Regions from separate parts of the Homo sapiens genome. Here region 2 is linked to region 1. A link is a contact called in ENCODE Hi-C or POLR2A ChIA-PET data. All regions are on one chromosome and are shown on one strand. The core of a region is the stretch at or near the end of the contact, and the rest is flanking DNA. Distances in the headings are between cores, read along the strand shown. Region 1 holds the start of LRRK2 (leucine rich repeat kinase 2). Region 2 holds the start of IRAK4 (interleukin 1 receptor associated kinase 4).

Evidence for each region. A loop is a pair of places that touch in the nucleus more often than their neighbours do. ChIA-PET counts read pairs that join two places held with the same protein, here RNA polymerase II (POLR2A). Pooled maps may share reads with other maps.
Region 2: a loop to region 1 is called in a map of ascending aorta, with 4 times the contacts of the local background. The contact joins the promoter of IRAK4 here to the promoter of LRRK2 in region 1. A Hi-C loop is called at or near these places in 1 of 168 maps with a recorded cell type or tissue (ascending aorta) and 7 of 50 pooled maps. POLR2A ChIA-PET finds 5 or more read pairs at or near these places in 1 of 52 experiments (OCI-LY7).

Annotation. Positions count from the first base shown.
Region 1 is chr12:40,223,156-40,226,462 of GRCh38, reverse strand. It overlaps LRRK2 (leucine rich repeat kinase 2), which reads right to left and starts at 1,466. Exons shown (of 51, transcript NM_198578.4): 1 at 1,181-1,466; 2 at 823-908. The coding sequence starts at 1,331. LRRK2-DT (LRRK2 divergent transcript) reads left to right here and starts at 2,641. Exons shown (of 9, transcript NR_186757.1): 1 at 2,641-2,804. LINC01779 (long intergenic non-protein coding RNA 1779) reads left to right here and starts at 1,560. Exons shown (of 1, transcript NR_186584.1): 1 at 1,560-3,307. RefSeq lists an enhancer at 53-142 and a silencer at 1,341-1,700.
Region 2 is chr12:43,757,473-43,760,405 of GRCh38, reverse strand. It overlaps IRAK4 (interleukin 1 receptor associated kinase 4), which reads right to left and starts at 1,455. Exons shown (of 12, transcript NM_016123.4): 1 at 1,390-1,455. PUS7L (pseudouridine synthase 7 like) reads left to right here and starts at 1,616. Exons shown (of 9, transcript NM_031292.5): 1 at 1,616-1,676. RefSeq lists enhancers at 749-808, 1,429-1,538, 1,879-1,928.

The DNA.
Region 1 (3,307 bases), core at 217-2,716:
TCTGACTGCACCTCCAAGGAGTTCAAAGTCCAATTCTCTTTCTCTGCATGAGTTAACATGCAGATGACAAAACTGATTTCAGTTCCCCAAATCTCTAAGTGCTCCGAAGGAAGTTATCACCTTGGCCTATAATTTTGTTTTGACTGTAAATCATTCTTAATTACCATTTTTAAGGCCCCCTTTAAAAAAAAATCCAAGATACATAGCAAATTTCTGGGTTTCCTATGGTACAGATTGTAAAAGTTTCACTTCTACATGCATTTTATATGACAACAGTTGCAAACTATGAGGGTCTCATAAGACATCACTTTCTTTAGATACTACAAGGTATACTACAACTAAAGGCTAGAAATCTTTGAATTTTAAAAAGTGCTGAACTCTACAAGAGTTTGCTAGTGACAAAGTTGCATTTTATCACTATTAATTATTCCCCTTTTCCAAACTATTCATAATCTTCTCATCTAGGACATGCTCTGTATTGGGAAGATACTTGGAATAGTCAAGTCTAAACACTAATGAATTCATCTTGCCAATAACGAGACTAAAACCGAACCCATTTTTATCCTCCTTCTACCACCATCCATACTGTTGGTTTTATAAAGTTACTTCTTAAAGACACTCAGGGAACACATACTGGGGCTCTTCATCCCGTTTACATTGCGTAATGATTTAACAATATTCCCATCTTAAAATCACAGTCAGAGGTTCCTCAAGCCAAATTTTGGGAATAACCAAGAACTCTCGGCTATATTAACATTGCCAGTAAAACGTCTCCTTCCAAACAGAAGGGAGAATGAGTTGAAGTGAAAACAATGCCTTTACCTGCTGCACACTCGCGACTCTCATATAGGAGTCCAAGACGATCAACAGAGGCACATGGATATTTTTGCCTTGAAATAACTTGGAGGCTGGAAAACAAGTGGGTGGGGAAAAGAAGCAAAGTCACAATCCACAGCACCCCCTCTCCTTTTTAGTCTGAAACGGGGAGAAAAGTCAAAAAGGTGAAGACCTTCCTGAAATTCTCAGCTGCTTTCTGCCCTAAGGAAAGGATATGGGAGTTTGCGGCTCCTTAAGAGTCCGGGTTTGAGCAGGGTCAAGGGGAGGAGGACAAAATTTGCAAATGTAAGGAGGGGGAGAAAGTTTGCAAAAATAAAAGCACAGTTTATTTTCAAGTGATTACCGCGCTCGGAGTACGTGAACACCAGCAGATCCTCCAGGATTTGGACCAGCGTTTCTATCTGTTTTCCTTCCTGGACATTGTTCAGCCTGACTATCAACTTCTTCAGAGTTTCCTCGTCCTCTTCGCACCCCTGACAGCTGCCACTAGCCATGGTGGCACCTGCTTCCAACCCGCCGCCCTCCCAGCATGAACGTCCGCTGCTCAGGGAACCGGCAGGGGCGCCGGCCACAGCTCCCCGGGGGCGAGCTCAGCTCACCGCCCGCAGCCAGCGCTCCCCGCGGGCCCCATCGGCGCCCACGCCCGCCTGTTTATGAGGAAGGAGGCAGCTCCCCGCCCCGCGTTGCCCTCCCTCTCCGGAGCCCTCCTGCTCGGCTTCCTCCTCCCCCACTCAGGCCCCAAAAACGAGCTCAGGGGCCTGCCAGAGGCTCCGCCGAGGCGACGGGCCGCGCAGAACTCTGGCGGCGGCCGTGGGGCTGCTGGAGCCGGGCCTGGCTGGGATGACCGTGACCGTGGCCCCCACGCACGCCTAGACCGGACCCCGGGCGGACGCCGCCTCCTGGGACCAGATTCCACCGCAGCGGCGGCGCGGCCGGGAGTCGCGCGGGAAGAAACTGACTCAGCGGACTCCGCTGAGTCCACAGGCCCGGAGCCCCGCAGCGGAGGCGCGCAGTGCGCAGCCCGGCCGGCCACCCTCCGCGACCCGCCAGCCGGGGATCCTGCGGCCCCACGGAAGGTCTGGGAACTGGGAGCAGGAAAAATGAAAGCCGCCTATCTCCAGATCTAAGAATAGAAATCAGGGCGCTGGGAAAAGAGGACACCGCCCAGATGGCCCCTTTTAGGAATACATTGTCTTTAGAGTTCCACCTATAGGGAGATGAGCAATTTTCCCCCAAAGGATGGAAAGAGGGGTTAGCCATCAAAACTGCCCCCGCTACTCTTTTTTATGATTTTTTGTGACTGTTAGTGGGAGAGGAAATAAACATTGTTTCCCTGTGAGTTATCTGAAGCTCTGGTCACCAAAAGGCCACTAAATTAACTTTTGGAAATTTGAGTTGCACTAGGCAGGATCCTGATACTTGGGACACCCGAAAAGTAATCAGCTCTCAGAGCTATTAGAGCTGAGACAAAGGACAGGGTACATGAAATGAAAGGTGAAAAGTTGAGAGAAGCAAACCTAAATACTCTTCTCTTGGTATTCAGAAATACTTATGAGTATGGGTGTCTATAACCCCAAAGTTTTTTGGTTTTGTCTTTTGATTGTTTGTTTGTTTGTTCTGTTAAGTACCTAAGTAATGTGTTTTTAGGAAAAGAAACCTAGCAAGAACATTGTAGACAAGGCTAGGCAAAGATGATCTATCCTTCAGGTGATGTGTCTGTCCTCAAGATCACTTACAAAGAAGAGGATTGGACTGGAAGTTACTACTTCACAATTTTAGTTTTGTTTTCACATCTGTTACTTCAATCCTGATGACAATTCTGAAATGGATACAACTACTACTATGTATCCTTCTTTCACTAGTGAGGAAATTGAGATTTGGAATTGAGAAGTGAAGAGCTTTGCTGGAGTCACACAGGTGGGAAGTTGAGAGCCAGGACTTCAACCCAGCAAATCTCCTAACTCCAGGTAGAAGGTTCTTCATGCTCTACCACTTTAATAAGAATGCTCTAGACTTTGTTAATACATTAGATTAGTAAGATAGCAAACTCCTACTCAACCTGGATATTGGGTCTATGTCTTGTTGTTATAGAGTCTTTAACTTTTACAGAGACATGCTAAAATATTTATAGTTGAAATGGTTAGGATTTCTTTCAAAGTCATCCAGTGGTGGAGGAAAAGATGAAATGTGTGGAGATAGAGATAACGATAACAACTTTTGAATTGATAATTGTTGAAGATAATATGAGATGGGTTCATGTGGTCTGTTCTACTATTGTATCTATATAAAATTTTCCATAATTTAACAAAAAACTCCCAATCTTACAATATTTATCAGACCTACAGTGTATTATTTTCTAAGTTGTTTCTAAACTTGTTTCCATTTCTGATGACTTAATCAATGTCTCAAACATTTCTAGGCATTCTCCATCTCATGCATTCCTTCTGTTCCTCTGCATTAGTTTCTCCCT
Region 2 (2,933 bases), core at 206-2,705, 3.5 Mb before region 1:
AAGGATACTGGGGCTGCTGGGAATAAAGGATGTTGGAGTAAGGACAGAGAAGCAAGAAAGAAGCATTTAGGAGAGCCTACCAATAAGCCAGGTGGGACGTGCTGCAGGCTGGGACCAGGGTCGTAGCAGAGCAAGTGCAGAAGTCCTAGGATTCTGAGGTGGAGCCAATAGAAAGCTATGGGCTGATGTGGAGAGTGAGAAGACAGCATAACCAAGTTTACCGATATTTACTGAGATAGAGAAGGCTGAGGAAGGAGCAAGTTTGGCCTGGAATATCAGAAGCTCAGTTTGGAGAGGTAGAAAGCAAACTTCAAATGAACGCTCTGCAGGAAAACAGAAGAAATTTGAACTTCCCGATAGCCCTCTTCAAGGACCACTCCAAGAAAGGGAAAAGGCAGATTTTAGTATCCTCTGCTTACCAGGGGCCTTGGGCAGTTACGTTTTTGAAGCACTAATAGCGCCGTTTGTTCCCATTCTAAATGCTCAAAGTGCTTTCTCGCTTTCTCAGGGTTTGCTTTTTTTTTTTTTTTTTTCTTTTGAGACGGAGTCTCCCTCTGTTGCCCAGGCTGGAGTGTAGTGGCACGATCTCGGCTCACTGCAACCTCTGCCTCCTGGGTTCAAGCGATTCTCCTGCCTCAGCCCCCGGAGTAGCTGGCATTACGGGCGCCCGCCACTATGCCAGCTAAATTTTGTATCTTAGTAGAGACAGGGGTTTCACCATGTTGGCCAGGCTGGTCTCGAACTCCTGACCTCAAGCGATCCGCCCGCCTGGGCCTCCCAAAGTGCTGGGATTACAAGCATGAGCCACCGCACCTGGACAGGGTTTGCTTTTATCCCTTTGTCTCCCTCTGGCTTCCAAGCTGACAGGTACACTTTTTTCCCCCATCTGCGAATGTACTCATCTGATCCCATAAGCCGCCTCCACTTTCTAATTCCCTGGAAGCTTGGAGGCCGGAGAAACAAGCGAATTACAATCGTGTGGAGGCTCAGCGAGCTGCTGGCGCCACAGGCATCTGTCAGGTGCTGGCCTGACTTCCTGGTTCTGGGGAAAAGAGACTTCATTTCGCAGTCGGGTTCACGGAATCCAGGGCCTGAGAGGTGAGAAACTTGAGGTCCGACTGCGCCCCAGAACAGCTGGGTGACGTCCCTCCAAGCCTCAGGCTCTTCCTCAGGGCCGACGAACTTCTTGATTACCGGGGACCTACCCAAGTCTTTCTTCTGGAGTAAGCTCTGTCAAAGGAACCCACTTCCTCTCTAACTTTTCTCACGGATGATAAAGAGATTTCCGTTCCGCAGCCGACCCCAGCAACCCTGGGGCAGAGGTGCCGAGGCCTGGAAGCGGACCTCGGACGACGTTTGACCGAGGCATTAAGGCGGGGAATGCCTTACCTGCCCGGGCGCGGGCTGCTGAAGCCGGCGACAGAAGAACCAGCCGAACTAGGAAGCGCCGCGAAGGGGCGGGGCCTGCCGGGTTGGCCCCGCCCCACTTCCCCGATGGGCTTCATCTTGGCGCCTCCAGGCGGCTCCACAAAGTGAGAAACTCCACGTATTGCGTAGGGCGCGTCTTTACGTGGGCGCCTGCCCCTTTAATTACGCCCCTGTCGGAGGCTGAAACACTTAAGGCTTCCGGGCATGCGCACAGCGTTGTGCAAATGAATGCCTTCCACTGAACCGAGGTAGACGGGGTCGAGTTTCTTGCGCGATGGTGGGCTTGTATGTGTGTGTGTGTGTGTGTGTGTGGGGGGGGGGGGTGACGAGGTTGGCATTGAGGATCCATACCCTTTGCGCCCAAAGAAAGGTGACGTGGACTAGTGTCGTGCCTTTGGACAGGCAGAGTAAGAGGAGGGAGAAGAAACAGGTAGAGCTGCTGGCCTTGTCGGGGACACCTTTGGACGTGCTGGAGGGCAACGACGCCCTAGTTTTCTGTGAAGTTAAGTAGCTTCTGCAGGACTGGGTTCAGTATTTCTAGTACCTTCTCAGGATCCCTCCTCCGCCAACGAATTCCTCAACCACGGGCCAAGCAAACTACTCCCCCGCCCACTGTCAGCAGCAGTCTCTGTTGAATGGGAATACTGCACCTTCAGGCTTAACGCCACGTGGGCTCCTTTGCTGTCCTCCAGGTCAGTTCCACTCTTCTACCAGGATGCTGGAATTACATTCTCCCCAAGTTTCCCTACCTGTTTCACTTGCTTAGAATGTCTGTCTTCCTCCTTTTTTCTGGGAGAAAGAAAAGATCATTATTCTTTCAGGGCCAATCCCTACAGCTATGTTCTTGACCATGCTGTTTTGTTTTTGAACTCCTCTAACTGTTACTCCATCGGATACATCTTGCTCATTTCCATCAGAATCATCTTACAATTCCAAAAGCATGTTTTGGAATTGTGTCACTTTTCTACTCAAACACTAACAGTAGCCATCCATTGACCACCCAATAGATTCTAAGTCCTTGTCAGGGCATTCAACATCTTCCATAATCTGGTACTAACTCAGCTACATTTTCCAGCACTGTAGTCTCCCTGCATTCCCATCCCCACTGCTCTGTATCTGGACTGCTTGTTTTTCTTGCACACATTGCATGTTTTGTTTGTACATTACTTGTGAGGTCTCTGCCTCATTTCTATCTCTTGAACTATGGAGGACTTAGATGGCCACTTCTTGCATTATGCCTCTTCTAATTATCTTCCACTTCATTCCTACAGCTCTTATTTTGTACTAGTTATTTCATTTATTTAACAATAGTATTTATTGCAGACCTACCATGTGCTTGACACTGTTCAAAATGTGTGATCATCAGTAGTAAATAAGGCAGACAAGGTTACTCCTCACGTGGAACTAACATTCTCTTTGGAGGAGATATACAATAAATAATAAAGAAAAACTTTACCTAGAACTGCTATGCAGAAAATTAAATAGGGTTTTGTGAAAGAGAATCA